2 separate regions of the Homo sapiens genome follow, and region 2 is linked to region 1. Evidence: read pairs that join two places in POLR2A ChIA-PET (ENCODE). Cell type or tissue: HepG2. All regions are shown on one strand. Links, peaks and the distances in the headings refer to the core of each region. The heading gives the core; the rest is flanking DNA.

Region 1 (15,913 bases), core at 5,196-13,195:
CTCCTGAGTAGTTGGGACTACAGGCGCCTGCCACGATGCCCAGCTAATTTTCATGTTTTGTTTTGTTTTGTTTTTTTTACAGAGATTGGTTTCACCATGTTGCCCAAGGTGGTCTCGAACTCCTGAGCTCAGGCCATCCACTCATCTCAGCCTACCAAAGTGCTAGGATTATAGGAGTAAGCCACTGTCCCTGGCCTCCTTCAGGTTTTTTTTATTGTCCTTTCTAACAATCAGAGGCTTGATTCATTTTCATTCTTTTCTTAATGGCACAAGGATTTGGCAATGAACATTCCTCTGAGCTCTCCTTTAGTCTCTGATAAGTAATGATTGCATTATTGCTATTCTCTAGATATTCTGCAGTTTTAATTTCAAATCCCTGTTTGACCTAAAGGCTGTTTGCATGAGTTATACAATTCCAGAAAGAAGTATCTGTTTTCTGGTTTTATTATTAACTTATAGATTTAACTAAGATCAGAGAATGACACTGTCCTTTTCTGTTTTTCAGTATTTGAAGTGTTGTTCATTGAAAAAGATTAGCTTCTTGAATGTTCCAGACAGGAAGAGGGAGGGAGAGGAGGGGAGAAAGGAATAGATAGAATTTTAGTAATTTTAATTATGGTTCAATTCTAAGCATTTTAAAATTTCATTTTACTTTTTAAAACTATGATTTACAAGTGTGTTTAATTTCCAAATTCACATAGCTTTTTGTTAATCTCTTCATTATTGCCTTCTAACCTTAATTGCTTCATATTTAAATTATATGGTATGTATGGTACCAACTGTTTTTAAATCGTCTGATTTTATGGATCTATAATTAATTTTTCTCCCATAGTCCATATATGCTTGAGAACGATCTATATCTAATTATTGGGTACAGAGGTCTATATTTGTCTATTATACCATGCCTGTTCACTGGTTGTTCAAATCTACATATGGGCATTCTGTTTATCTTACTAGTAGTACACAGGGTATGTTGAAATCTCCAACTGTGATGGTGGACTTGTCAACTTCTCCCTGTGGTTTTATCAGTTTTTCCTGGGTATTTTGAGGCTATTCTGATAGGTACATAAAATACAAAAATTGCTATATCCTCCTAATTAACACTTATTATCAAATTGTTACTAATGCTTTCTGTTCCAGAATCCTATTTTGTTTGATACTAAAGCTGCATCATTTGTTTCTAGTTAATGTATACTGGCATATCTTTATCACTCTCCTTTATAAAAACTTTCAACCTTTTTGTACCTTCATATTTTAAATATATAGATTAAAACAGCTGGATTTTATTAATTCAATCTAACTGGTAACTTTAGTCCATTTACATTTGTTGTGACTGATTTATATAGACTTGCTTCTATCACCTTTACAACTTCTATTTCTCTCACTTTCTAGTGTAATTCTAATATCTCCTCCTGGGATTCCACTAAGACATATTTTAGACCTCATTCTGATCTCTCCCCACCAACCCCACCAACTTCTGCCCTATCATCTATCCTCATGTCTCTCTGTGTAACATTCTAACTTATTTTTTTGAGATAATCATCTAATCAATTAATTCTCTTCTGGTGTCTAATCTACTGAGTTTCTTATTTCAACAATTACATTTTTTATTTTGAGACAGAGTCTCACTGTCACCAAGGCTGGAGTGCGCAAACATGCCTCAGTGCAGCCTCGGTCTCCTGGGCTCAAGTGATCTTCCCACCTCAGCCTCCTGAGTAGCTGAGACTATAGACAGGTACCCCATACCCAGCTAATTGTTTTTTTAGGGTGGGGGGCGTATTTTTTGTGTAGACGAGTTCTCACCATGTTCCCCAGGCTGGTCTCCAACTCCTGGGCTCAAGCCATCCTCCTGCCTCGGCCTCCCAAAGTGTTGAGATTACAGGCGTGAGCCACCATACCCATCTACATTTTTTAATTTCTGTAAGTTCTATTTCATCCATTTTCTTTTCAGGTCTTCTTCATCATTCCTGGTGGTCTTGCTGCTTGCTCAATTTTATGATTCCATCTTTTTTTCTTTATATTAGATTTCACATATAACTATTTTCTCACAATTCTAATATCTGAAGTCTGTGTTCTGTATCTGATAATTCCAAAACCTACTGTCCTTGGGAAACATATCTATTATTTATTATTTCTGACAATTCTCAAATATGTTGGGTTGACTATTTGAATGCTATGATTTGAGTGAATTCTTTTAATCTTTGGGAATCCTACAGGCTTAAATTAGAGATGCTTTCCTACAAAAAGTATCTGTGTCTGCTTCTGATGACAGCTGTGGATACAACTAACATGAGACCACTTTACCATCTTGCACAATCCTGAGATTCTCCAAGAGATCTGGCTCCCCACCCTTGCTCATTTATACACAGAAGACTAGACTGCTTAGTATAGGTAGTGACTCACTTCCTCCTACCCTGGAAAAAACAAAACAGATCTCTCTTCTGAATGTGATCACAGTCTAGGGGATTCTGTGGGAGAATAAGTGGAGGTTATGGGCAGCAGGGAAAGACAGATGCCTTTCCTGATCATAGAAATAGGTCAGAAGCTGCCCTAAAGACTGTGTGCTCCAGGATTTCACTATTTAACTCAACTACCATTCCCTCCATAGTGAATGGAAGCTTCATAAAGCACCATCTTGCCTTTAAACCACAAATTCTTGCTAAAAGTCATGGTAACAAACCTCCGGCTTTGGAAGGCTGTCTCACTAATGTCCTAAAATTAACATTACAGCCTATGCTTCAGGTTAACTGAAAAGAAAACCAGCCTGAACAACATCCTTATGTCCCATGGCTTGCTCTCAGCTCCTCTTGGTTGGGCCTAGGGCAGCCAGACTGTCTAGTTCCAATCCTTGTTCTGCCACTTGTCACCTCAGACAAGTTATCTAACTAACTTCTGTATGCTTCAGTTACCTCATCTACAAAATGCAGATAATAATAGCACCTATTTTTTAAGTTATTAAGAGGATTGAGTTAATAAAAAGATTTAAAAAAAAAAAACTTGGTAAGCATAGGCACAGAGAAAAAAAAAAGTAAAAATAAATGAAAAGACTAGAGCCTAGCACATAAAAGCTTACCAGGAATTAGTTCTATAACATGAACTCAATTTTTTAAAACTTCAAAGTACATATAATTTTTAATTTACTACACTATACATACTAATAATAAGTTTACAACTGTAAACATCTGTTTACAAATAAGTTTTTGTTTACAACTGTAAACTTATAATGTTTATCTACAGCAAATATAACAGACTAAAAACAGATACGAAATCATTAAGTGATTATCAATTAGTATCTTTAATTTTCTTATAATTCCATATTTTCTATAGATCACTTTTGTAACAAGAAGAAAACAAACCAAATGAAAATGAAACTATCTCAAAAAAGAATTAAGTCAAGACAGGAAGAAAGCTTATAAAGTAATATAAAATGTATCTTATGGTTTATGTAAAATTCTTAACAGAAGTACCTTATTTGCTCCAAACTGCACTCTGGCTTTGCCTTTGACTAAGGTGGCATTTATTTGCATGATGACCGATTCTATTGAGTAGGCACTGCTCCAGCCCTACAGAAGAACAAAGTATCTCTAAAATACAGTAGTATTTCTGATTCCCACTTGGGAAGGCCTAACAAAATGGTATATAACTCAACAGCAGCAAATCAGTGTTAAAAAGACTGTAGTCAAGGGGAAAAAGTAAAATTGGAACATTTCCAGAATCTCACAAAAAAAAACAACAAACCAATGTTCTAAGTGCCCAACATGAGCAAATTAGAACCTTAAATAAAGGTCACTCTTAATGCCTATCCTAGCATAGATTCAGCACCAAGTACAATGTCATTTTATTGGTTTACCTTTTTCATTCTTGAAAGTAGACGCTATTTTAAAAATAAACTAAAATTTAAGAGTAGGAGCTATTAAAGAATTTTCTACTTACAATCTAATTTACATGATCAAAACACTAAATTGTGGGTGAAAATGGAGTATCGTAAGAAAAGTCACCTGTTTTGTGAGAAGTTCCATACATAATGCTCCTCCACCCAATACATACCTTAAAAAGAAAAAAGGAGTCATACAAAATTCTCGAGAATTATTCCTCCTTAAACAATTTCTAAGTGCCATTACCAAGAAAATATGCACACAAGTAAGGATGAGAAAATAACATGCAAACATGACAACAGTTGTTAGGGATACAGGACTATGGGTAATTTAAAAATTCTAATGTTATCATGCTAATGTAATCCCTCTGAAATTCTAGTCAATTTTTTCTAATGGTTCTTAGAACATAATACTTTCAGATTTGTATGATATCAGTAATTAAGAACTTAGCCCTAAATATTCCAAAGAATAGGGGCAGAAGAATCAGTTTCCTTAAATGGCGTTCACGTGTTCTTTACATCTGAAACTTTCTCTACCATGTTACAGCCATGAGTTTTTCCCCTGACAATGACACTGACCTTACCCTATCCATGCTATGAAGATCTGTATGGTTTTATGGTTCAAATTGTTTTTACCCATTCTGTTGTGAGAATCAAATGGTTCTGACCATGGAGCTTCTCTCTGGGACTCCCTTAAGCTCTTTCTAGGCCTGAAGACTATTCTCTGAACAAAAGATAACTTCTGGGGATGTACCAAATCTCCCATTAGAAAATCATTACTTAGATAACGATTTTTAACCTTTATCTTTCTCAAACAAAATTTCATTTCTCCTTCAATGTTATTTTAAATTTCAAAATACATAAATATCATGCCTTAAAAAATCAAGGGAATGATAGTTTTAGAACAAAAACTGTGGTAATTTTGAAAACACAAAAGCTAAGACCACTGATTAGGTCTGTGTGGACACCAAGTCCACCACAAATTGTTCTGTCCTCCGGGGCTCTGCCCATGCCTTTCCCTTGCTTGAGATTCCTACTGCTTCCTACCCTTCCAAATGCTGTATTTCCCCCCAGAAGACTTGCCAAGACCACTCTAGCCTGCACATCTTCCATTCCAGTTAACCAAAGGCATCTTTGTGTCAACTAACCAAATTACTTTGCAGACAAGGCATCTAAAAACTTTTACTGTAGACCACTAACATTAATAATTGTTACAGTGACAATATTTAATAATAAAATAAGGGAAAGAAGTCCTTTTCATCTCCCCCATCCTGGAGAATCCAAGCAAGTGTCTCTCCCCACTTGCTTTGCCCAAACCCTGGGACCTTTCAAAGTGAAAGATTAATCTAAAAGTGAAAGAAAATCTAAAAGAAAAACTCTCCAAAAATTTAAATTCAGGCGAAGGTTCATGGGATTAAATTTTTTTTTGTGTATTCTATTTCTGAAACATAGAAATCTATCTTCCACTCTTTAACTCTCCTACTGGGCTAAAAGAGTATTGTATATAATGTGCACTCACTGATTTAACAGAATTAGAAGATCCAGGTACTCATTTAGATTTTGGTTCCACAATTGCTGAAAGCTTAATAATCGGTTGATGAGTTAACATCAAACACAATCTTCAAATTTTGGAAATGCTGATGGTAGACAGGAACTTGTTTCGGGAAAAGGAAGTCTACAGTAGACATTTTACCTGTTATCCAGTCACAACCACCTTTCCTTTAAGGTACCCCACTCTTCCTTTGAGGATGCAGAGTCTTAAGAGGTGGGGGGAAGAAAGGGAGTTTTTGGATTTTCAGGTCAAAAAGTGCATTTGTACAAGTACGTAATAACTACACAAATGTTTGTTGAACACAAGACAAGTAGTTCTAGTACCTATACAAAAAGTAAGATAACTAAACTTTTCCTTAATATACACTTTCAGCAGCATCGACACCTAAAAGTGGCCGATTCTACTTCTGTATTAAATTACATTCATTTTGTCAACAAGTGTTCCAAATTCTTACTGCTCTTTGCCTCCAAAGGGTTCCTGCTGAATACTGAGACAGTTCAAGAATACTAAGGAAAAAAACATTAATGATCTAAGTAAGGGTCATCTAAGGATAACATGCCATATATATGGACACAGTAATACTGTATTTTCAACTTTAAAAAAGTTCAGTTGCCAAAGTTGTACAGCAAACACTATCCTAAGCTTAGCCTCTTCAGATATTTGATTTAAAAATCACTGTAAAAAACACCAGTCACAAAAAGCCACATTTTATATGATTCTATTTATATGAAATGTCCAAGATAGGCAAATCTACAGAGATAAAAATTAGATGAGAGGTTGCCAGGATCAATGGTGGGGGAAACGGGTACAGGGAGTGACTGCTAATCAGTACGGGGTTTCTTTTTGAAGTCATGAAAATGTTCTGAAATTAGGTAGTAGTAATGACTGCACAACTCTGTGAATATACTAACAACCACCAAATTGTACACTTCGAAGCGTTTTATCATATATAAACTGTATCACAATAAAGCTGTTAATTTAAAAAATGTTTGGCTATGTCAAGAAATAAAGAAGTAGGGTCATAACTAGAAGATATGGGATATGAAATACATAGAACAAAACTGCTCAATAATCTATCTAGAATCACACAATGCTTAAGCTTTACCCTGATTGAGATGGCAAGCTTTTACTTCTTCCCAAGTCAGCAAATAATTCCTCCTCCTCACTTAATAGTTGACTATGAAGAGCAAGCCATTTTGATTTTGCCTCCAATGAGCTTTCACATTTCATTCCTCCTTCCACTCCCATGACTACCAAACCAATGTAGGTTCTCCTCACTTCACTCTAAGACAACAGCGTGGCCCTCAACTACTGTCACACTCTTCTAGGCTCTGTGAGCACAATGTGTCTCATATTCTCTTCTGCTGTCACCAGATTTACTTTACAATAGTTTCTTTACTGTCACTCCCCTGTTCCTCAACCAGTTATACAGAAAGATGAATAGCCAGGGTGATAGTCTACTTAGCAGAGGGGGAAAAAAAAAAAAAAAGATCTGTGGCCAGTCCACAGACCTGTTTAAGTACAAGATATTACATCAGCACTATTTCCTAAAACTCTTCTACATGAGTCCTACCCTCCTTGTGTTATAGCTCAAACTGGTCTGGTATACTCTGAGTATCTCATTCTCTTTCCTAGATAACTGATTGTGTTTACTTTTCACCTATGTAAATCATTTTCCTTCAACCTCCACCAGCTGACCAAACCCGACACTCACATTTCACTGCCCAGCTGGGATCTCACCTACTTCATGAAGTCTTCAGGTCACTATTGCCACAGCAACTCTTTGCTGCTTTAAACCTCTGATAAATTAAGTCCATGGTTAGCATTTGATAATCAATGGAGTACTTAGTACTTTTAATCCCCTCTTATATAGCTGGCTTTGGTATAATGAAAGACACTTTATTAGGAATCAGAAGATTTATTTGAGTAGGTCACAAGCTGACTTATTCAAATTACTCATTTGAATAATGAGAACAATAACACTGTGGCAAAAAAGAATCAATTAAGAAACTACGTAACAGATTTTAAAACTGAAAATGGCATTATGCATAAAATATTTGTCTCTATTCTAGGTGGTAAACTAAGGTCATGAACTTAAATTCTTAGAATTCTTACAATAAAATGTTGAAAAGCTATACTGGCCAATTTTATAATCACATTTTAAAATGTTCTGATTAAAAAAAAAAAAAATTTGAGACGGACTCTCGCCCTATTGCCCAGGCTGGACTGCAACCTCCACCTCCTGGGTTCAAGCGATTCTCCTGCCTCAGCTTCCCGATGAGCTGGGATTACAGGCACCCACCACCACGCCCAGCTAATTTTTGTATTTTTAGTAGAGACGGGGTTTTGCCATGTTGGCCAGGCTGGTCTCAAACTCCTGACTCAGATGATCCACCTGCCTTGGCCTCCGAAAGTGCTGGGATTACAGGCGTGAGCAACCACATCTGGCTGATAAAAATGTTTTTATATATTTATTCTGAATTTGCAAATTTCTTCCAAATCTTTTCCTTGATCTTTTTTTTCTCTCAAATAAGATTTTGAACAAAAAATGACCTGTCTTCCTTTTCCCATGCTTATGGGAATACTGAGTAAACATCACAATTTTATAAACAAGCACATAAAACTAAAGCACAATAGTTGGCCAGGCAGTGGCTCATGCCATAATCCTAGCACTTTGGGAGGCCCAGGTGGGTGGATCACTTCAGGCCAGGAGTTTGAGACCAGCCTGGCCAACATGGTGAAACCCTGTCTCTACTAAAAATACAAAAATTAGCTGGGCATGGTGGCGCATGCCTATAGTCCCAGCTACTCAGGAGGCTGAGGCAGGAGAATGGCTTGAACCCGGGAGGCATAGGTTGCAGTGAGCCAAGATTGCGCCACTGCACTCCAGCCTGGGCAACAGAGTGAGACTCTGTCTCAAAAAAAAAAAACTAAAACACAATAGTTATGTCATTTCTCCCCAATCAGTAAAGGCTTCGTTAAAGATATTTTAACATTAAACTATGAAAAACGTAAGAACTATGACTTGGTGGCTAGTAAAAGACTGGTGGTGTCAGCAAGAGAAAGGTTAAAAATTTACTATTTTTCAGTCTTGTGTTTATTTTGTATATGTAAATATTTGGCTGGGTTACCTAACATTCCACTTCCAAAACTGATCATGAGGTTTTATGACAAAAGAAGTACTTTTTATAGCAATTTTACTGCCTGATCCAAAAACAGTCTACGGAAGCTTTAAAGGTAACAAAAGAAAACTGTACACAATTCTAAACAACTATTTCACACCCAACCTGGGATTTCCACTCACTGTGATAGTATATTTGTGATCAACTTTGTAACCACCTGTCAAAAGGAAACCTCTAACATCTGCTCACGAAGGAATCCTTCAGCATTTCCTGCTCTGCAGCAGAAAACACATGGGAATCACTCAGAACTCCAGATTTCCAAAAGAACAGCCTTTCCCAGAGAGTAAGCCAGAGGACACCGTCCTCTGAGATGCTATCGTGTAAATTATTAAACAAATTTGGGAAAAATAGAAAACAGCATTAAGCCTCCAAGAAGTCCTTTGGTAAAAGATATTCTGAACCTGGTTTCCCAAAACCTTGCAGTCCCCTCAAAACAAACATCTATTAACAAACCACTAGGTGGGGTGCGGTAGCTCATGCGTGTAATCCCAGCACTTTGGGAGGCTGAGGCAGGCGGATCACGAGGTCAAGAGATAGAGACCATCCTGGCCAACATGGTGAAACCCCATCTCCACTAAAAACACAAAAATTAGCTGGACATGGTGGCGCACGCCTGTAGTCCTTACTCGGGAGGCTAAGGCAGGAGAATTGTTTGAACCCAGGAAGGCAGAGGTTGCAGTGAGCTGAGATCACGCCACTGCATTTCAGCCTGGTGACAGTGAGACCCCGTCTCAAAAAACAAATAAAAAAAAACCCCACTACTATTAGTGCTTACAGAACATTTTGAGAGCTATGGCAAAGATTAGGTTGCAGGTGTCAGGTAAGTAAACTCTTAAGAAACAATACTGAAAAAAATAAAATTAAGAAATATTTAAAAACAAAAAAGGACAAAAAATAATAAAATAATTTTGAAAAACAATATTGGGCCAGGCACAGTGGCTTAGACTTGTAATCCCAGTACTTTGCAAGGCTGAGGCGGGTAAGATGGCTTCAGCCCAGGAGTTCAAGACCAGCCTGAGCAATATGGCAAAACACCATCTCTACCAAAAATACAAAAATTAGCTGGGCATGGTGGCATCCCAGCTACTCAGGAGGCTGAGGTGGGAAGATATCTTGAGCCCAGGAGGCAGAGATTGCAGTGAGCCATGACAGCACCACTGCACTCCAGCCTGAGCAACAAAGCGAGAACCTATCTCAATAAATAAATAAGTAAAAATAAATTATATTGCTTTACCATGTGGCAGAACTCAAAATGAGCTCAGCATATCCATATGTAATACGAAAGGTTAAAAAAACAAACAAACACACACTTTTTGTTTCTCTGAGCTTTACAGATGGACACCATGCCCAAATAACTATTCTGTAGTATCAACACCAAAGTTAGTATGTATTCTGACTACACAGAAATGATTCTTAACAGGATTTTAGCCCCCAAAACACATATATAAGCATGTAAAGCAAATATAACTAAAAATAACTGTAGGAACAAAGCTCTTCTGGAGAAAGTTCTGAAGTCTGAAGCAGTCACTCATATTTTTACCCTAAATGCAACTATTACTATCTCAACCATAGAAATGATCAAAGGAAAGGCTGGATATATTTAGATTTTAACCACCATAATGTAGATTATGTCACATAATAGAATTAGTCACCCGAGTGTTGGAACATTCTCAAGTTAAACTGCTCATACTTTGAGGGCCTACTGAACATTTCATAACTAACCTAACAAATTGTGATCTTTTCCCCACCTTCTGTAAGACTTCCAACCATAAAAAGAAGCAATACAATTACCATTTGACCCTAATAAACTGCAAGTATTACCTCTAGGAGTAATTAGCCAGTTCCATAGGTCCATGAGATTTTCCCATGATTATCCCTAAAAGTACCAATTAGGATCACAGGCATGTGGGGACCATTCTCTAATCGTAACATTCTCTAAACCCTCAATCACAATTTACATTTGAAAACATTAGCTTTTTTATGGTAAAAAGTATGTGCGTATATATACGTGTGTGTGTGTGTGTGTGTGTGTGTATGTATAAATACATGTGTGTATGAATCATTAAAAACTTTACCTATCAACAACATAATGCTTTACAACTAATGGTTCTAGGTGTGGGCCCCAGAACAACAGCATCAACTTCACCTGGAAACTTCTTAAAAATGTAAATACTCAGGCCCCACCACAGACCTACTGAATCAGAAACCCTGGGACTAGCTCTCCAAATGTTTCTGGTGCACACTATATTTAGAAGAAAAAAAAAAAATGCAGGCCAGGCACAGTGGCCTCATGCCTGTAATCCCAGCACTTTGGGAGGCCAAGGTGGGAGGATCACTTGAGCCCAGGAATTCAAGACCAGCCAGGGCAACATAGTGAGATCTCGTCCCTATAAAAAAAAATTTTTTTTAACTGAAAAAAATTTCTTTTTAAGTAGTCACTTAAACTTACCCTCCTGAGAGAACAGGTAACACCACTCGAACAAATGGAGGATCAAATGGAAAGTTATCCTAAAAAGCAAATAAGCAAGTTTAATTAATTTAAAGAACATCCTTAGTGTTATACTATTTAGAAGATTTTAAAAGATACTATAAAGAATGTGTACATTTATTATCAGATAATGGGTAAGAGTCATAAAATTAGTACCCAAAACCAAAATGAAAACCAAAGCAAATAAAAATGAAGTTAAAATCAGGCCCAAACAGAACAGCATTATGGTAAACTGATGAAACACATGAAGGGGTTCCACTTCACTAGAACTATATAAAGGAACCATTCCAATAATGATAGACTAGGTAACTTAGATAAATCTTCTGACTGAGAACTAGAAAGGTGAACAAAACATAATAATTTCAAGGCTAAGAAAAGGGAACACCAGAGAGCAGGATCTTTTTTTCCCCCTTAGGTTTTCTTCCAATTACAGAAGAGAAAAAGAAGAGGTTCACAAGCTGAGCTAGAACTCACAGACTCACAGAGCTCACAGGGAGATAAATACTGGAGCTCAGCGTCCACCGAGGACAGGCCCTGCTAAGTCTCCGGCTCCTTAGGTTGGGACCCTGAAGAACAAACTGCAAATTGCCCTGACAGGGAATGACAGCCAGCTTTAATCATCTCATTTTTTAAGCAAATTCTAATTAATTTTGATTTGCATTTTCTAACTTGCAATAGAAATGTAAGATTATCCACAAGATACCAACTTAATGACACAAGATACCAACTTAACAACAGTTATTATAATCTACTTTCAAATAAAGTAGCTCACCTTTCATCTATATTTAACAGACATAATGAAAGGTATAGAGGTTGATGTAAGCTTGGTAAAGTACAATTTCATTTAACCTCCTATTATTTAGATCTTTAAACATGTGAATCCCTAATGAGTGACTACAAAACCTCTTCATTATGTATGATTTAATTCATTTTAAACAGTTCAGAATAACTCTTCTACATCAAAATCTGCGGGCTCTATTCCATAAAGTCTATACCCTGGAACTCAGGAATCCAGATTTTACAGAAATAAAAAGTTCCTCAGGGAGGAAAAAAAGGTTGAGGATGACTGTTAAAATGAAGTTTCAGTTACCTTAGTACATATTAACTCAGAAACAGACTCTCAGACTCTATAAAGGATCTCAGAAAGTTATCTGAGATCTTAACATCTTAGCCATCTAAGTTATTAAGGAAGAGGAACATTTTAAAGACTACATCACCAAATGGCTCTAAATAGTTACAAATCGCTTCCTCACATTGAGTTGAAAATCACCTCTTTGTAATTTGACTTACTAGTTTCATGCCCTGCATTCACCAAAAGCAAATAAAAACTAATGCTTCCATATACACAGTCCTTCAAATAGCTGAAGACAAGATAACATCAACCCTCATGTTCTCCTCTCCAAATCCACAATTTCACCAGCTATCCTAGGACACGGAATACAATCAATCTCTTCCCAATCCTGGCTATTATTCTCTAAATGAACCTAAGTTTATCTAAATAGACCCTTCTTAAAGTACTACCTCAGAATTCAATTCAGTAATTCAGATGCTGCCCGAAACACCAAAAAGTGACTTCCTTAAAAATATAGCAAGTTGGATTTACCAACAAGGTCACATTCCCTCCTGCCCCAACTCCCATCTTTGTGTTATGCTTTATCTCAAGTTCCATTTTTCTTATTATTCAAGTTGTCACCGTGGACATCAGAGGCCATAAATATATACTGTTCTGGCTCTTTCCTGCAAATCTTTCTGAGTCATACCTGCTATCCTCCAAAGTCTGTGAATCCCGATACTAATAACTTGGCAATTCAGTTTAAGGTCCTCTTCATAAGGTCAGTTAGCTCAAGGCAATCACATTCTTCCTAGGCCTCTCAAGAAATACTCCAACCCCAGAAAAGGCCCTTCTTTGTGGTATCAGGAGCCATGGTCCAGAAACACAAATCCAACAGAAATTCAGCCATTTACCTCCCAGATCGTCCCCTCCCTGAAGTTCTACCTAGAGCAGGAAAAAATAATGAAAACACTACCTATAGTCACAAATCCTCCAGTTTCCTGGCCAATATTTCATATTCCCGTAAAGATACCTCTCAAAGAGGAAGTGACAAGGGAGGGGCACACAGGGGGCCACAGGGACGGATAAAAAAAAAAAAGGTTCTATTTCTTAAGTTTGGTGTTAGGCATAAGGACATATAATTCAATTTTTTAAAAAGAAAGATACCTTCCTTTTTTGTGTGTTTTGTTTTTTGTTTTTGGCCTGGGTGCTTTATTCGTTCCCCCATATGAATTAGTAAAAATGTAGCCATTAGCAACTTCAGTCAATATATACCAGACTCATATTTTAGGAAGACAACCCAGTTGACAACCACAACAGTTTCTATAATAACAAAAGTGAGAGATAATACTGACATTTGGGTCACTTCAAGAAAGTTCAATCATAAGATATATCCCCAAGCAAAAACACACACATAAAAAAGCTACGTAAGAAGCTTTTAGAAAATTACTACCTTTTTTGTAAGTACAAAGGAAGTATTGCTTTTTCCATCAAAATATCTCATATATCCACAGATTTTAAACCATTACATCTCATCCAGATCCATATTAAATCACGCCTGTAATCCCAGCACTTTGGAAGGCCAAGGGAAGTGTACCATGAGGTCAGGAGTTCAAAACCAGCCTGGCCAAGATGGTGAAACCCCATCTCTACTAAAAATACAAAAATTATGCGGACATAGTGGCACATGCCTATAATCCCAGCTACTCGGGGGGCTGGGGCAGAGAACTGCTTAAACCCGGGAGGCAGAGGTTGCAGTGAGCCAAGATTGTGCCACCACACGCCAGCCTGGGCCACTGCACTCCAGCCTGGGCAACAGAGCAAGATTCTGTCTCAAAAAAAAAAAAAAATCATTAACATTTTTTCTAGATTCCATTGCTATTCTTTAACCATTATTTTTAGCATCTTTAAAATACTTATTAGGCCAGGTGTGGTGGCTCACACCTATAATCCCAGCACTTTGGGAGGCCGAGGCAGGCAGATCACCTGAGGTTAGGAATTCAAGACCAACCTGGCAAACATGGTGAAACCCCGTCTCTACTAAAAATAAAAAAATTAGCCGGGCATGGTGACATGCACCTGTAATCCCAGCTACTCAGGAGGCTGAGGCAGGAGAATCACTTGAACCTAGGAGGCAGAGGTTGCAGTGAGCCAAAACTGTGCCACTGAACTCCAGCCTGGGCAACAGAGCAAGACTCTGTCTCAAAAAACAAACAAACAAACAAAAAAAAACCTTATTAAATATAACACATAAATTCAGAAAAGTACATAAAATATAGAGATATACCTTAAGAAGCTATTGTAAATTATGTGCTCATGTAACCATCAACCTGGCCCAGAAATATATTCCAGCCAGTATCCAAGAAGCCTGCGCAGATATACCTTTCAGTTCACACCTCCCTACCTCCCACCTAGATGGACTCCTTACCCTAACCTGTATGTAATCACCTCTTTGTTCTTGGACAGTTTTCCTCTTTGGGCAGTTTTACTGCTCACGTATGAATCCATAAATAAGTGTTTCTCAGTTTTCTTTTCATTTTTGCCCCCCTAAGAAGCCTTTTTAGAAGTTTTCTTCCTAGTTTTACCCCCCTGCTCCATGGAATTTTAACACCATAGATAAATCGTATATCTGTTTATGTTCTGTGGCCCTTTGGAGGGCAGCAGACCATTTTAATAGCTAAGATTGTTTTCACTCTAAAGATCAGTTTTCACTACACTGCAGGTGATATTGCCTCCACTAAGAATGCATGCCCTAATCAACATTAGTTTTACCTATTTTTGAACTGTATATAAAGGGAATTGTACAAAATAGGTTTTGGAGTCCAGTCTCTTTTACAACTGTGTTCAAGATCCACCCATCTTGTCCCACATAGCTGTAAACCACTTTATAAACACCACAATTCTCCATTTTATTGGAATGAACACTTGGGTTTTCTATTTGGTGCTATTATAAACGATGCTGCTCTGAACATTCCTGTGTCTCCTGGTACGCCTAAGTACTCACGTCTTAACGGAGAATATGTCTACGAGATTCCTGAACCATAGGGTATGAGTATCTTCTACTTTACCAAATTGTTTTCCAAAGCACTTGTACAAATATACGCACCCCACTGGAAGTATATGGGGTCCTGTAACTATTTTCTTACCTTAAAAGAGAAGTTAAGCAAAATATATTCTATGCCTTCTTTTTCTTTTAAGATCTGAAGATCACTGTGCAAAGGACTATCAGGGTCAACCCTAAGAATTACAAAACAAAAAACAGTTCAAATAAAAAGTTAGAGATTTTTTTTTTTAACTAAACTCAAAAATGAACTAGTATGACAGCTAAAATAGAGCACCTAGGGCAAGTTCCAGAAAGAGAAGGTCTAAAGCTGCTCTGTATCACCAGGAAAAATAGAGGTCACCATAGGTTCCAGCTCCTTGGGAATAAATGTCCAAAAGAGACCATAATACTCTAAATCTAATCTAGTAAAGGAGTTCAGAGTTTGCAGTCACTCTAAAGGAAAATAGTCACATGAATATAATTTTCTCAAGAACTCAAAAAAAGTTTAGGAAAGCATATTAAACTTACATTATTAGCCAAAGGGTTCAAGGAGAAAAGTTTGCCATGGTCAGAACTATGAAAACTTAAATCACTAAAAAAACCTGTATTTGTCTACAACTGTCCTATATATACAGGTCTAATTTGAATCCCACCTCCCCCCAACTTTTTTTTTTTTTTTTTTTTTTTTTTTAAGAGACCGGGTGCCTCATTCTGTTGCCCAGG
Region 2 (15,913 bases), core at 5,174-13,173, 1.4 Mb before region 1:
ACCATCATTCTCAGCAAAGTGTCGCAAGGACAAAAAACCAAACACCGCATGCTCTCACTCATAGGTGGGAATTGAACAATGAGAACACATGGACACAGGAAGGGGGACATCACACACTGGGGCCTGTTGTGCTGTGGGGGACGGGGGAGGGATAGCATTAGGAGATGTACCTAATGTTAAATGACGAGTTAATGGGTGCAGCACACCAACATGGCACATGTATACATATGTAACTAACCTGCACGTTGTGCCCATGTACCCTAAAACTTAAAGTATAATAAAAAAAATGCTGGGGGAAAAAAATAAATAAAGTCTTAAACTTTGGCACAGAGAAATGTGAGGCTCAGTTAGCTGCTCTAGATAAGGTCATTTAACTCCCAGATACGAAAAACAATGAACTACCAAGGCAAGGCATAAATTGTTGGTGTGGATATTCTATTTTATTTTGTCTAGAAAACCTTGGAAGTAAGATTCTAGTAAACAGTGGAATTTTTTCTCCTTAGAGAGTTTGGTAGTCATTACTCAATGTTTTAATAAACTTTTCCCCAGGGTCTACTGTTTGTAAGCATCATGATCAGCACTAGGGATATAAAATATATGAGATAGAGTGTTTTATTCTTGAGGAGGTCAGTGGGGGAGACAGCTATATATGCAAATAATTACAGTATGGTGGGGATAGACATTTTATTATTGAATTCTGTACCAAGTGATTTCTGTTGGTAGGAGTGACACTAGGGAGTAAAGAGGAACTAAGGAGGTCAGGTAACAGGGACACTGGGCAATAAAGAGAAACTAAGGTCACCAGGCCAAAAATCCTGGATGACTGAAGGAGGCAGCCAGTTCTGCCTAGGAGAATCTTTCAGAAGCTCTTTACTTCTACATCATATATTAGCAATTTCAGTGATGATTACTAAGAGAAAAACAAAAGTAAATTTTAAAGCACAAGAATATCTTTGTTACAAAGAAGGCATTTTGTTATTTATAATAAAATCTCATGTTGGTTCTGCTTTGTAGTTGACCTTTTAACGATATTTTTCATTGGGAGCAGCTTCCCACTTTGCAAATGAAGAAAGTAAACAAAGAGTAAAAGATCATCCATAGTGATATTGCCAGAAACAGCGATGAATTTGCACTGCTCTAAATGGGTGCATCTATAAATTTGGTATTAGAAGGCCTATAACATTAGAACAGATAGCCTTGTGGGGTAGAACTATTTAAGAGGGATTGATGGTGCACAAAATTAGAAAACAGTGGTCCACATTCAATATTTTTATTTTATATATTGGCTAGTTGAAGTGGTTGGTGTTCTTATTCCTTAAAACCTATTAAAAAGTAAAACACTTCAGAGAACCTTTTATCTCAGTGTTCTAGGTCTGTCTATTAGCCAAAGTGCCCTTTTCCATTATCATCACAAGCTACTCCTAGAATCTTCTCTGCATCCAACAGAAATTTCCTGTCTGGCAGTTACAACCAGTTTTTGTTTACTTTCTTTTATTTAAGAACTTTAAAAATCAGTGATTAACTCTTTGGTTACTTCAGAGATAATGAGTATAATCAGTATACACTTATTTTTCCTTATATTTGATATTTTCTTCAACAATTTTGCTCCTTTTTAAAGAAAGGTGTTTGTAGATCACTGAAAAGATTTAAAGCCTTGAGTTTTATAAGTGGTGCTAGGGCACGCTTTTTTTTTTTTTTAAACTACATTTGGGGCAAATTATTTCTTACCTTCCGTTTGCCAGAATTTCACCTGTTATAGACCAGAATAATTTATCCACCTTTTCTGTAAGAATAGTTTAAAAGGTAAGAGCTAGTAGGACATTAGATCAGAGTAGTTACTAAATTTCAAAGTATTATATCATAGTGATTATGAATATTGTTATAGCTGGAGACAGTCTTCTTTGGATCCTATTAGGTTGTCTTCTTGGTTCTAGTGCAAGGTGTGGCAAAGCTTTACTTTTGAATTAGCATTTTATACTTTTGCCATCTTCAGAGAGTTTGTAGAACATTGACCACATTGTTAGGTGGTTCGTGGTTCAGGAAAGCAAATACTAACTCCGACTGTAGTAGCTACCTGAAGCACCTGTTCAGAATTAGGAGGTTTATAGGGGACATGTGGTAAGGAGGGGTGTCATCTATTAGCATCTGACATGATTGCAAGCTGGGGAGAGAGGGAGTGGGTTTTGTGTTACTTATACCGCATGTTTGCTAAATTCATAAAGGAGAATTAGAATAGGTATTTATTCTAATTAATAAATTATAAATTATATTTTATAAGTTATACATTAATTTATAATTTATGACTAATAAATTATAACTTATAAATTAATGAGTCATTCTTACCATATCCCTCTTCAGAAAATCATTCTCTCTGTTCACATACCTCCAGTGAGAAGCTTACTGCCTGCCTGAGATCCCACTCTGTCGTTGGACAGCTCTGTTAGAAATTCTCCTCTGTGGTATTTTTCTTCCCACACATTTACTACTGTGTGTTTCAAACATTTATGAAACCCTAATATAAGGGGTTTCTGGCAAGGGTTAATTATGAGGTTTTTGTGTCATTTATCCTTTTTGCCCATTTGAAAACTTTTAAGTTAAATATTCACAGGAAGTTGCCAATATAATACAGAGATCTCCTGTCTACTGTTCACCAGTTACCCCCAATCATAACATCTTACAAAACTGTATTATAATAGCAAAACCGTAAAATCGACAGTGGTATAATCCATAAGCCTTATTCAGATTTCACTAGTTTATATACATTTGTGTGTGTGTGTGTGTATGCATGCATGCATGCAATTTTGTTACCTGTGTAGATTTGTCTAACTATCAAAATAGTCAAGATACAAAGCTGTTCCATACCTACAAAGATCTCCCTTATGCTACCCCTTTATAGTTACCCTCAATCTTCCCTCCCCCTGCCAATTCCTGGTCCCTGGCAACCATTAATCTGCTTTCCATTTCTGAAATGTCATCATTTTTAGAATGCTATATAAATGGAATCATACAGTATTTGTATATAGCCTTTGAGAATGGCTTTTTACACCCAACATGATTCCCTTGAGATCTATCCAAATTGTTACGTATATCAATAGTTATGCTGGTTGGTGTTCTTTTTAGTAATTACAGATATCTTTCCTTCTAAGACTACAATAAACATTTGCCTAACTATATGAACATTTGAAATACTATAAAAGTGATTAAACTTGTAGAGCTGTTCAATTTGAATTCAGTCATTTTATAGTACATATGATATCTCAACTTTGATAATTTGTTGCTGAACTGTGAGGGCTAACGAGGAGTGAAAGACTGAGAGTCAGGAGACCCCATTCTTCTGTCTGTTTTTAACCAGCTCTGGGAACACATGCTCATGATTCAACTCATTTGTGCTGCTGCTGATGTGGCCAAAGGTTGTCTCCCTGATAAGGTAATTGTCAGGATGAAATGAGACATAAAAGTCAAAATATAAATTTACCTATAGTATGTCAAACAAAAATAAATGTGCAAGGTACAAATTAAAAGGAAATATACTGAATTATTAACTGATTGTGTCTGGTATAATGAGATTGATAATAACAAGTTGTTTAGTTTTTTTGAAAAGAATTGCCTTTTCTAATTTTTCCATAATGAAGGCATATTTTATCTTTGTTTTTCTGTTCATAAAAATAATGCATACTTAATAAAAATTGAAACATGACAGATATTTACACTAGGAAATGAAAACTTACTGAAATTCCCCACCCAGACTTAACGATTTTGAACTCTTTGTTGTATTTTTTTTCTATGCACATAGTAAGCTTTTGTTATTATTGAAACAGAAAATGAGAATTTGCTGTGCGTATTGTTTTGCATCTTATTTATTTATTTATTTGAGACAGAGTCTTGCTCTGTCACCCAGGCTGGAGTGCAGTGGTGCCATCTTGGTTCACTGCAACCTCCACCTCCTGGGTTCAAGCAATTCTCCTGCCTCAGCCTCCTAAGTAGCTGGGACTACAGGTGCACGCCACCACGCCCAGCTAATTTTTGTATTTTTTTTAGTAGAGACAGGGTTTTGCCATGTCGGCCAGGCAGGTCTCAAACTCTCGGCCTCAGGTTTTCTGCCTGCCTCAGCCTCCCAAAGTGCTGGGATTACAGGTGTGAGCCACTGCACCCAGCTGCATCTTACTTTTCGCTAAGCTATGTTGAACATTTTTCCATAGGTATACATATAGTTTTAATAGCTATGTTGTTACTTCACTGTGTACATGTAGTATTCATTCATTTCGTCAGCTATTATTCATTGAATACTTGCTGTGTTTAAGGCACCATGGTGGGGAAACTACGATGAATAATATATGAAGCTTACATTTTTGTGGGAAGACAGGCATTAATGATGATTAATTTCTCAATTGACCATTTGATTACAAATGTTATAAGCACTAGGAAAGAGCAGTACAGGGAGCTATGTAAGTGCTTATTAGAGAGACTTAACCTGCTTTGGGAACCAGGGAGAATTTTCCAGAGAAAATAACTTTGTGATAAAATCTAAGTATGTTTATGTAAGAATCAGGAAATGGGTGATGAAGGAATAGTACATAGATAAATAGATATATACATATACAGCTGGAAGGCTGTATGTCAAAATGGCAATCATATTTATTTGTGGTGATGGCATTACAGAAGTTTTAAAAGTCTCTATTTTCTAATTTTTCTATGGTGAACATGTATTTATCATTTGACTAAAATAGAAAAACTAAACCTGTTGGGTATGTGAATACACATGCACGTAAAGAAAAACAAAACTGATAAAATATATCTCACAGTGTTAATACTGTGGTGGCATTACAGTTAGCTATTGAATTTTTAAACAGGCTTTTTAAGAGCAGTTTTAGATTTATAGAAAAATTGAGAAGATGGTACAAGAGTTTCCATATGCCCTCCCCCCAATACACACGTACCCTATCATATTTATTAACATCTTATGGTGCATTTGTTACAATAAATAAACCAATATTGATATTATTAGCTAAAATTCATAGTTTATTCAGATTTCCTTAGTTTTTACCTGTATCATTTTTGTGTTCCAGGAACCCATCTAGGATACCACACTTACATTTAGTTTTCAGGTCTTCTTATTCTTCTCTTGGCTGTGATGATTTCTCTGATAATCTTTATTTTTTATGTTCTTGACAATTTAGAGGAGTACTGGTGAGGGATATTGTAGAATGTCCCTCTTTTGTGATTTGTCCAATGTTTTTCTCATGATTAGACTCATGGGTTTTTTTCCTGTACATATATAATATATAGTTGTTGTTGATTTTTATTTTTTTATTTTTTATTTTATTTTTATTTTTTTTACTCATCCGTGTTTCTGTTTATATATGGGATAACAAATTCAGGAACAATGGGAAAGTAATATATAAAACCTTAATAGGAAATACAGTAGAGATTACAAAACACTACCATTTGATTTTTTATGCAAATACTTAAATATTCCAATATTTTTACTCACTTGCTAAATAAAGCACACGACTCGAAATGCTAAGTAACTCTGTTAGTCTGAATCTTTTAAAGAATAAAATGTTGGTGAAAAACCAAAGTTGTTTAGTAAGGTATGTATGACCTTGTTTATTATCTATCGTAGACATCAAGATGATCATAGTTAATACCAATTTAAGCTTTACAGAATACTGTTTTAGGCCCAATATTGATATATTAAATGAAAGTATCAGAGAATCTTGTATTTATGGCATCAGGTTATAAAGATCTATTCAAAACCATTTTTGTCAAAGTTTAAACACTGGAACAAAAGTCAAATTGTTTCTAAATGAGACACAAAATAATTCTTGCTATTAGTACAAATTTTGTCCCATGGGTAATACTGTTGTCTTTTTCTTTTTTAAAAAAATTATTTCGATTTTTATTTTAGATTCAGGGAACACATGGGCAGGTTTGTTAGCTGGGTATACTGTGTGATGCTGAGGTTTGGGGTACGGATGATGCTGTCACCCAGGTAGTGAGCAGAGTGCCAGTAGGTAGTTTTTCAGCTCTTGCTCCCACTCCACACCCTACCTCCCCAGTGTCTGTTATTCCCATGGGTCGTCAGGTATTACTATTTTCAAGTTTTTTTCTTTACATGAAACTACGGAAAGCAAAAGTATGTCATGCTTATACGTTACTCTGTACATTTATCATTCTATTAATAAACATCTTAAGTAATTAAGTAGTATATTAAGGCCATCAACCAAGTCATTATCTCCTACCAGAGGACTACTGTTATTCAGTCATCTAGAAAATTCGTTTTAGGCAGGACGCAGTGGCTCACATGTGTAATCTCAGCACTTTGGGAGGCCGAGGTGGGTGGATCATGAAGTCAGGAGTTCGAGACCATCCTGACCAGCATGGTGAAACCCTGCCTCTACTAAAAATACAAAAATTAGCTGGGCGTGGTGGTATGTGCCTGTAATCCCAGCTACTCAGGAGGCTGAGGCAGGAGAATCGCTTGAACCCGGGGAGGCAGAGGTTGCAGTGAGCTGAAATCGCACCATTGCACTCCAGCCTGGGTGACAGAGAGAAACTCTGTCTTAAAAAAAAAGAAAATTCATTGTAATGGGTTATATTACAGGGTTGAGGTCAGCCTACAGACCCAAAATAGGTTAACTGAATTTTTTTTTTTTCGTATCAGGTTTTACTTTTTTCATTGGAACAGGATTTGAGGGTGGGGATACTAAATGTGGCAGGGTTCAACAAATTTACATTTTATCAAAATAAGGTTCTTAAAGAATACAATGATAGCATATGCTTTAACTCTTATAACACAAACCCTCATATTAATTGATGGTCACAGAAAAATACTGTAATGCTTTAAACAAAAGTTTTAAAATACATCAGTGACACAAGTTTTGAAAGGAAGACCACAGAAATAAAGTACCATTCTCATCACATCATATCAAGGGTATATACTGTCAGCATGACTTATCGCTGTTGATGTTAACCTTGCTCACTGGCTAAGGTAGTGTTTGCCAGGTTTCTCCATTGTAAAGTTATTCTTTTCCCCTCTTTCCATATACTACTCTTTAAAAGGACGTCTTGGCCGGGCACGGTGGCTCACACCTGTAATCCCAGCACTCTGGGAGGCCGAGGTGGGTGGGTAATCTGAGGTCAGGAGTTCGAGACCAGCCTGACCAACATGGAGAAATCCCATCTCTACTAAAAATAAATAAATAAATAAATATATATATATATACACACACACACACACACATACATATATATATATACACACACACACACACACACACACACACACACACACACACATACATACATACATACATACATTACTGGGCATGGTGGTGCATGCCTGTAATCCCAGCTACTCAGGAGGCTGAGGCAGGAGAATCGCTTGAACCCAGGAGGTGGAGGTTGCGGTGAGCCGAGTTCGCGCCATTGCACTCCAGCTTGGGCAACAAGAGTGAAACTCCATCTCAAAATAAACAAATAAATAAATAAAATAAAAGGAAGTCTTTGTGCACAGCCTATGTTAGGTTGCACTTCCTAGAAGAAGTGAATAAACTATTTGATTATTCTGCCTAGGAAATTTGTTTATTCTTCCTCATTTATTTACTTAGTTATTTATATTGGTATGAACTTGAAGACTTATTTTATACTTTGGATTTTAATCCAGTATTACTTTATTTTATTGCTCATCTTGTTTCAGCTTTAACCATTGGAAGTTCTTTCAGTTGCCTCCTGCGCCCCTTTGACATACCCATATCAACCATATTTTGTGTGTGTATTTAAGCATTTAAAAAATTTTCTGACACTACAAAATGCCCCAGGTTTATCTTGTGTATTTCCTGCGATAGCCCTAGAAATAGCAATTTTTGCCAAAGAGCCTTCCTTTTATTAGAGAATAGTGTAAGAAACCAAAATCTAGATATTATTTTGTTTTTGCTTAATATTCTATTCCTACTTCTGGTTTTTCCTTTTATTTTAAAAGGCTTCTGATAAGCCAAATATAAATTCTACCATGTTAAATGTATTTTGGCTCACTGATTATCCATTTCTAACTACCTTGTCCTTCCCTTCCTTCTCCCTTTAGACATCTTTCAGCTAGGGTTGGCCCTGTGACACAGTGCTGGCCAGGGACATGTAAGTACAAGTCCACTGGGGAGAGCTTTCTTTCCATAATCAAAAATCAAAACCTTATGGGAGATATTTTTAGGCCTTCAGCCTTCTTCCTGCCAGGAATATGGAACTGATGCCTGGAGGTTCATCATGAGTATGAAAACAAATTCGAGGGAATGCACAGCAGATGGATAGAAGGACTTTGTTTTGTGATGTCATTGATGACCTGCAGTCAAACCATTCCTGGTCTGCCCAGCCCCAGACTGCTGATTGCCTAAAATAAAATCCTGTGTGTTTAAATTGTTGTTACCTGGTTTTTCTGTGAGTGTAGCCCCACACATAGTCTTAGCCAATTCAGTTATTTATTTGGTTGGCAGAATTGTTATTTGTTTATTTATAAAATACCTGTTGAAGACCTACCATGTGTAAGCCTCCATAAAATGGAGCACAAAGAAAGAAACTCTTATCAGTCAGTATTGGCTCCGTACTCTCTGAACCCAGGTTTAATAATGATGTACAGAATAGGATAATTACATGAGTAACTATAATTAAAAATGGAATATAGTAATATGTGTCACTTAGTTGGTCGCAGTTACCTGTCATCTGTTACTGTAATCTATTTTTCTTATTGTATTCTCTGTGTCAGCAAAAAGTTTCACTATTTACCTAGTTTCAGAACAGAAACCCAGGAGTAGTACTAGTCCCTTTATTTTCTCTAACTCCCCACGCCCTGTTTTTCCTACCTTGTAAAAATTTTTTGGTCCGTTTTCTTTATTTCCTTTACTCCTGCACTAATTATGACTGTCATAAATTTCTCTCACATGATTCATACAACTCTTCATACCTAGTATCCCTACTCCCAGTGTTCATCCCTCCCCACACTACTAACTAGGCAGTCTTTCTAAAGGCACTTTAAAATCTTGTTTTTCTCTTCAGTAAAATTGTATATTGGCTCTGCATAGTCTCTAGTGTAAAGTTCAAATTTTTTCTCTTGTGAAAGCCCTCCAGGATCTGAACCTGCGTGGCTATCCAGCTCCACCTTATGGCACTGTCCTCATTACACAGTGCCCCCCACCAGACGCACACCTTATCTCATTCCAAACGTTTAACAACTTCTGCCTTTAGTTTTCTTTTTCTTTTTTTTTTTTTTTTTTTTTGTGGGGGTTGGGGGGGTTGGAATCTCGCTGTGTTTCCCAGGCTAGAGTGCAGTGGTGCAATCTTGGCTTGCTGCAACCTCCGCTTCTTGGGTTCAAGCAATTCTCCCTGCCTCAGCCTCCCGAGTAGCTAGGATTACAGGTACCCGCCAGCACGCCTAATTTTTGTATTTTTAGTAGAGACAGGGTTTTGCCATGTTGGCCAGGCTAGACTTGAACTCCTGACCTCAAGTGATCCACCCGCCTCTGCCTCGCAAAGTGTTGGGATTACAGGCGTGAGCCACTGCACCCGGCCTGCCTTTAATTTTCTATGTCCTCATTTATTTCCGAACATTCCTTCAACCCTGAAATTCTTACTACTCCCAATGCCTTTTAGACCTTAATTAAGACTTAGAGCTGGTCATTCAGAAAACTTCTGAATTCTCAACCTATCCCTGTCAAGAATTCCTGTACCCAGCCTCTGTTATTGCATAATAACTCTGGCAGTTATCATATGGGAGATGCCTCTTGAATTCATCTACTTCCGTCTTCATTACCACCACTTTGTTCTAGGCTACCATCATAATAACCTATTTAAATGGTCTGTCTGCACCTACTTTAATAACTTGTGAAATCTATTCTTTAACCAGTATCCAGTGATTTTTCAAACTACAGATCTGATCATTATGGCCCTGTGTTTAAAAAATGTTCTCTGGTTTCCTAATGATCTTAGGCTGTAAACTAATACCTAAAATGTCCTGCATAGATTTGTTCCTATCTACTTACTTCTCAAGCCTCATTGGGTTTTTGTTTGTTTGTTTAGTTCTTTAAACATACTATGCTCCCTGTCATCTCAGAACCTTTGCATGTGGTATTCCCCTGTCTGAAACATTTATCAGTTAGATTTCATCCTTCAGATCTCAACGCTTCTTTAGGTTATCCCCAAGCCAGGTCTAGGTCAGATTCCTTTGTTGTATGTTTTACTTTCCATGTCTTTTGCATAAACTTATATAGTAGAGCAAGCTGACAAGCACATAGTTGCATTTAATTTTCAACATTGGTTGTAGCTCCCATCTAAAAGTAGCTTTTCTGCATGTGCCCTTCTAGAAACCTTCACTTGTATGCAACTGGTCATTTCACTCATCTCATTAGACTCCTGTCCTGTTTGGACTTCATGGTGCAAACTACTTAAATGTGGCTCTTGTCAGCACCCTAGGTTCTTTTGCTCAAAACCTTTTTTACAGCCCAAGCCATTTGTTCTCTAATTTTTAGTTGTGGTTTATTTTTTGTGCTTTGATATGAAACCTGCAGAGAAAGCAGTTTACTTTGTTCAGAAAAGTTCTAAGTAATTTAAGTTCTGCTTAAACAGTGCTATGACCAAGCTAGGAACATAAGAGACTTGTAAAAGGAGTGACTCAGGGACCCCAGACTTAAACCTATTAGTTCAAACTTTTGTATGACTTCATGAACTCCTGAAAAACATCCAGATTTGGCCATAAGTTTAAACATATATCACAAAGTCGTAGGCTCAAGCATTCAAAGAGGCTTTAGAGTTACTGAGTTTTAGTCCAGCCACCTCTATTCAATGTCAGTTGGTTTCTGAGTGTTCTCTACCACCCATACATAAGAGATTGTCTTCCTTCCATGTAGTGAGCTGAAACCTGTCTCCTTACAAATTTAGTCCACTAGTTTGGGTTCTTAGCACTGTTTGTGAAATGACAACTCAGGTATGAGAAGACAGCTACCATGTTCTCCCTAAACAGTTTTTCTCCAGGAAGAATAGCCACAGTTCCTCATATGTCATGACTTAAGGTTCTTTTATTGTCCTGTTTGAATATTTAAAGTTTTGATTGTTTGAATGTTTTGGATTACTCACCACTATGTCCTTTTCTATTAGTATAAATAATAAAGGTGATTGTATATAAAACAAGTTAATAGTTTTTTATGGCAAATAAAAAATATGCAATGACAAATTAGTTGTGAGACTGAAATACTACTTGGTGTTTAGCTCACAGATCTAAAAAGCTATTTAGGCTTTTTTGGTGGATTAAATAAAGGGTGGGGACAGAGGATAGTTGAAGGAAACTGGAATAGGTGATTATTTATGTAATGTGTGACCACTTCCTTCACTTTATTACACCATTACATTTGCATATTACTATCATTTTCAATCTGTGATCAGCTGTTTAATTTTAGAAATGCAATGTATTCAGCATTTTGCAACCACCACATGTAGATTGTTGATTTTCTGGAAGCTGTAAAGGTGTTTTTTTTTTCCCTTGCTGGAAAATGCACATTCTGTCATTAATTATAAAACTTGTGGCAGCCTTATATGTCATTCCTTCTGTCTGTGCAGAATACAGATTTACTACTTGCTTCAATTAGGAGAGTCAAAAGCAATGGTGGCCGCTGAACTTTCTATGAACTTCAAAGTCCTAAGCATAATTTGTCAGGGGTTTCTAAGGTTTCTCTTTTTACTTTTCCTTTATCTTACTCTGGGATAAAACCTCCATAAATGAGAAAAGACATATTCATCTTTGGTAATGGCACAAACTTGTTCCTTTCTGATCTTTAGCCACTCAGGTGCTAAAGTATTAATATCAAAGAAAATTATAAAATGACTTTATACTAATTATTTTATATGCAGCAAACATGGGAAAAGGAATATGCTCCTCCTTTTACCTGATGTTTGTGGTTTTACTCATACTCCTGAAATGCAGACATTTCAAATAGAATCTTTCCAAAGTACTGCTTTTTTTGGATTTTTTTTGGCTTTGATTTTGTATTGTATACAGTAACTTTTTCATGATGTCATGTTATTGACCCAGCTTTGAGCAGAACTTTTAGTATCCACAGCATCTCAATAATTTAGCTTGTTTTTTCTTCTCCCTCATTGTAACATTTGTTGAAAGGTACAGGACCAAGAAAAGTCCTTGTGCAACATTAGCAAGCATTTAATTAAGGGGTGATGCCTGTGGTACCAGAGTATGTGAAGTGAAACAGAGATGCTTAATCAGCCACAAAAGCTATTTACTGCTTCGTAAACCTCGGTGCTCAGTGTCATAAATATTATTACTGTTCTAGGACTTCAGAAAAGTAATGAAATATCAAAACTGATTTTTCTCTACTGTTAAAGTATGGAAAGCTTTCCTCCTAATAGAACTTGTAATGAAGCTGACATTTGGGAGAAGCATACATAACTGAAATTTATTAACTGGAATGTGATCAGAAGGGACTTAAATACAAATGAGGGGTATGTTGAAAGTAAAGCACAGAGGAAAAGGTTTTATCTCTATTAAGCCTGAAGTTACCCTGAGGAATAAGTCACATAATATTGCCATATATATTTCAAACGCCTACATGGGCATGGACTAATAGATGCTTCCTGTCCATTAGCTTAAATCTTTATAGCAACTCTGTAAACTAAGTTGATTCCAGTTTTACAAATGAAGACATGGAAGGAAGCTCAGAGAGATTAAGTCACATAGATGTGTATGATAATGCCTGTGCTCTTTCTAGTACTTCAAACTGCTTATTAGATGAAAGCTTATATTAAAAAGCCTTTAAAATATTTATTCTGTTGAATATCTGTTAGTATACCTGAAAAGCTCAATTGTGCCGTGTTAATTCTTAAATTTTTAACCTTTTATTTATTCTGTTTTCAACATTTGTTAAGCAGCTAGTATATTCCTAACACTAAGTATTATGAAGCCTGTAACTAAATAAAGGACAAAAGTATCCTCAGAATTCCCATAGTTAAGTCTAAAGGAAGATTTAAACTTGAATTGTTGAAGAGGTCTTATTGATTCCTTCCCACTGAGTCTTCCTCCTCAGAGTTTACCAGGTAAATACCCCAGCCTATATACTCAAAATTTGAGAGCAGGATCAAAGAGAGCAGGGTTCTCTTTTCCAGTACTTGGACTATTTGCCAGATCCTTTCCAAATTGTATCCCTTTTGTTGAGAGGGGGAAGTACATGCAAAAGCTAAAATGCATAATCCAATTTACTCTATATGATCCAGCTTACAAGCACAAATAAGGAAAGAGTTTATAGTCTTGTTGAAATGCCTTGATAGAGAGGAAATTGTATACAGTGGAAACCTAGAGGAGGTAGTTAGCATAAGACCTCCTGAAGAGGAGTGGTTTTTATAAATAAACTGATTGTTAAGAGAAGGCAAAAGCTGGTTAGTAAGGAAGCTAAGGGAAGGCTTTTGTGATGATTCTAAAATTTTATTAACCCAAATGTTTGTATCTATCGATTGATTACGCTTCTCTTTCCTTTGTTATCTACGACAGTAGATCTCTGTAGATCTTTTATTCTGGTAATGTTTTCAAAAGGACTCTATGTTCTTTGTGAAAATGTCAGCATTAGAAGTTTAGAAGTTTCAGTTGTTTATGCTTACTTAAGACGGTTTAACCAAACATTGTGTCCAGTCCCCTCATTTTACACATAGAGAAGCTAAGGTCCAAATAAGCTGTGATACACTTAATGTCAGATACAGTAAGCATCAGACCTGGGACTTGGCTTGGCTATTGGTCATGGTTTCTGTCCTGAATCTCTAGTTGAAAAATGCATGAAGGTTACTTATGGTTTAATAATAAAAATAATTTATGTTTCCATTTGCTGTTTTTCTTCATTGGCTTTAAGAGAGAAGTGATTGAGGAAATATGAAGTAATAGAAATATTTGACATAGTCTTATGGGCAATAACTTATTTAGGTAAAACATATGGAACCTTTAATTGAGAAGGTTCAGCTTTCTAAAGGGGAGTCACTTAATTTCAAAAGATGTTTATGTACATGTTTATGTTTCTAATGTATAATATAGTGGAAAGACAGCAAATTTAATAAAAAGCCTTATTCTGTGAGGTAATGTTGGCAATAGCACTTGTAAGCTCAGATTTATTCATACATTCTTCCTTTAACTGGCCTTTTAACTGAAGTAAAATTGATGGGAAAAGCATCAAGTTATGGAGAGTTTGGAATTGGGATGCCTTTGGTTGACTGTGATTATCATAATGTATTTCAACCTTGAAACTGAGCCCTGGATGACAGAGGAAAGCAGCCGAGACAAAAGAAAATGCCAAAGACAAAGTAACCTTCAGCCAGTCTATAAAAGGAATGATTAGGCAGTTCAAAACGTAAATGCCAAATTTTATCACATGGCCATTTCCTGGGATTTTAAGTGATTATAACTATTCTTTCTCTGGAACTAGAAATACACTTTAATTCTGATTGGCATAGGAAAGTATCCTGCATCTATCAGCCTTTTTCTAGTTGCCTTATCCAGGAAATAGTGTATGCAGGTAAACCAAATAATTTCTGAAAAACAATGCAAGTGTTATAAAAGTGAAAGGACAAAAGTATTCTCAGAATTTCCATAGTTATGTCCAAAGGAGGGTTTAGAACTTGAATTGTTTAAGAGGTCTTACTGAGTCCTTTAAACTCTTAGTCCTTTAAACTCTTCCTGACTAATTAGTCTTCCTCCATCATCTTTCTTAATATACTTTTAAAAATTCAGGACTGAAAAGAGAAATGACTAAGCAAAAATGCACGTTAACTGCCATTACAAGGAGAGCAAAACGGGTTGTGCCATATGTACTAATCTTTGCTAGTAAGAATAACCTACAGTGTATATAAAATTTGGGTTTTATATGTCTAAGTACCTTTCATGTTCTGAAATTCTTGCCATGACCCTAATCTATTATTAAAAGTAATGGCAAAAGCCACAATTGGTTCTGCAGTAACCTAATAGTCAGCCTTACATGTCCGTGGGTTTCATATCTGTGGATTCAACAAACCACAGATTAAAAATATTTGAAAATAAAAAATAGCAACACAATAATAAAAATAACACAAATAAAAATACAGTATCACAACTATTTACATAGCAAGTAATCCAGAGATGATTTAAAGTATGCGGGAAGATGTGCACAGGTTATATAAAATACTATGCCATTTTATGTAAGGGACTTGATCATCTGCAGATTTTAGTGTTCACAGGGGTCCTGGAACCAATTCCCCACAGATAATGAGAGATAACTATAGCACGGAGACTGTACTGTTCTCCCCATGTCCTACTCATTCTCTGTTTTATTCCACCCTATCCACCAGTCAGATTAATTTCCAAAAAACTCCATAGTAATTATCTCTTCTTTTGTCCTGGTCAGGAACTTTTAGTGGCTCCTCATTACATATGTAATTCAGTCTGAGCTCTGGTTCTCTAAATACCTTTCCACCCCTCTTTATAGACCTTCGCCTCTGGCCAATTTTGTTCCCTTAATATCCTTTAGCTGCTATGTGGACTTTCAGTTGTTCCATGCCCCTAATAAAATTTTATCAAATGACTTAATTTCTCTGCTCTTTTGTTTCCTTGTTGTTATATGGAGGACAGTGGATTTAATGGCCATTATATTTGTTTAGTGATTTCTAATTTATTCATAATTTTTCCATATATTGTTATATTATCCCTCCATCTCTCCCTCCCACCCACCCTCCCTCCCTCCCTCCTTCCGTCCCTCCCTCCCTTCCTTCCTTCCTTCTTCCCTCCTTCCTTCCTTCCTTTTTTTGAAACAGGGTCTTGCTCTGTTGTCCAGGCTGGAGTGCAGTGGCTCAATCTCAACTTACTATAGCCTCAACCTCCTGGGCTCAAGAGATCCACCTCAGCTTCCCA

What was found. Peaks named below come from ENCODE experiments on the same cell type or tissue, not always from the same donor. Only the 100,000 strongest peaks of a DNase experiment are listed, where the experiment ranks them.
Region 2: POLR2A ChIA-PET joins it to region 1 with 5 read pairs; 1 of 35 experiments calls an interaction of 5 or more read pairs at or near these places.

The regions. Positions count from the first base shown.
Region 1 is chr15:75,878,569-75,894,481 of GRCh38, reverse strand. It overlaps UBE2Q2 (ubiquitin conjugating enzyme E2 Q2), which reads right to left. Exons shown (of 13, transcript NM_173469.4): 8 at 15,294-15,384; 9 at 11,058-11,116; 10 at 3,999-4,047; 11 at 3,468-3,563. Among named protein-coding and RNA genes, the nearest start is that of FBXO22, 17 kb to the left of the region's middle. In HepG2, for the core only: no CTCF peak of the experiment used is centred there; a DNase peak (open chromatin) is centred at 8,561; H3K4me3 peaks cover 790 bases.
Region 2 is chr15:77,305,039-77,320,951 of GRCh38, reverse strand. All of the region lies in intron 2 of PEAK1 (pseudopodium enriched atypical kinase 1), which reads left to right. Among named protein-coding and RNA genes, the nearest start is that of LINC00597, 88 kb to the right of the region's middle. RefSeq lists a silencer at 13,359-13,559. In HepG2, for the core only: a CTCF peak has its summit at 9,153 (motif pointing left); a DNase peak (open chromatin) is centred at 9,101.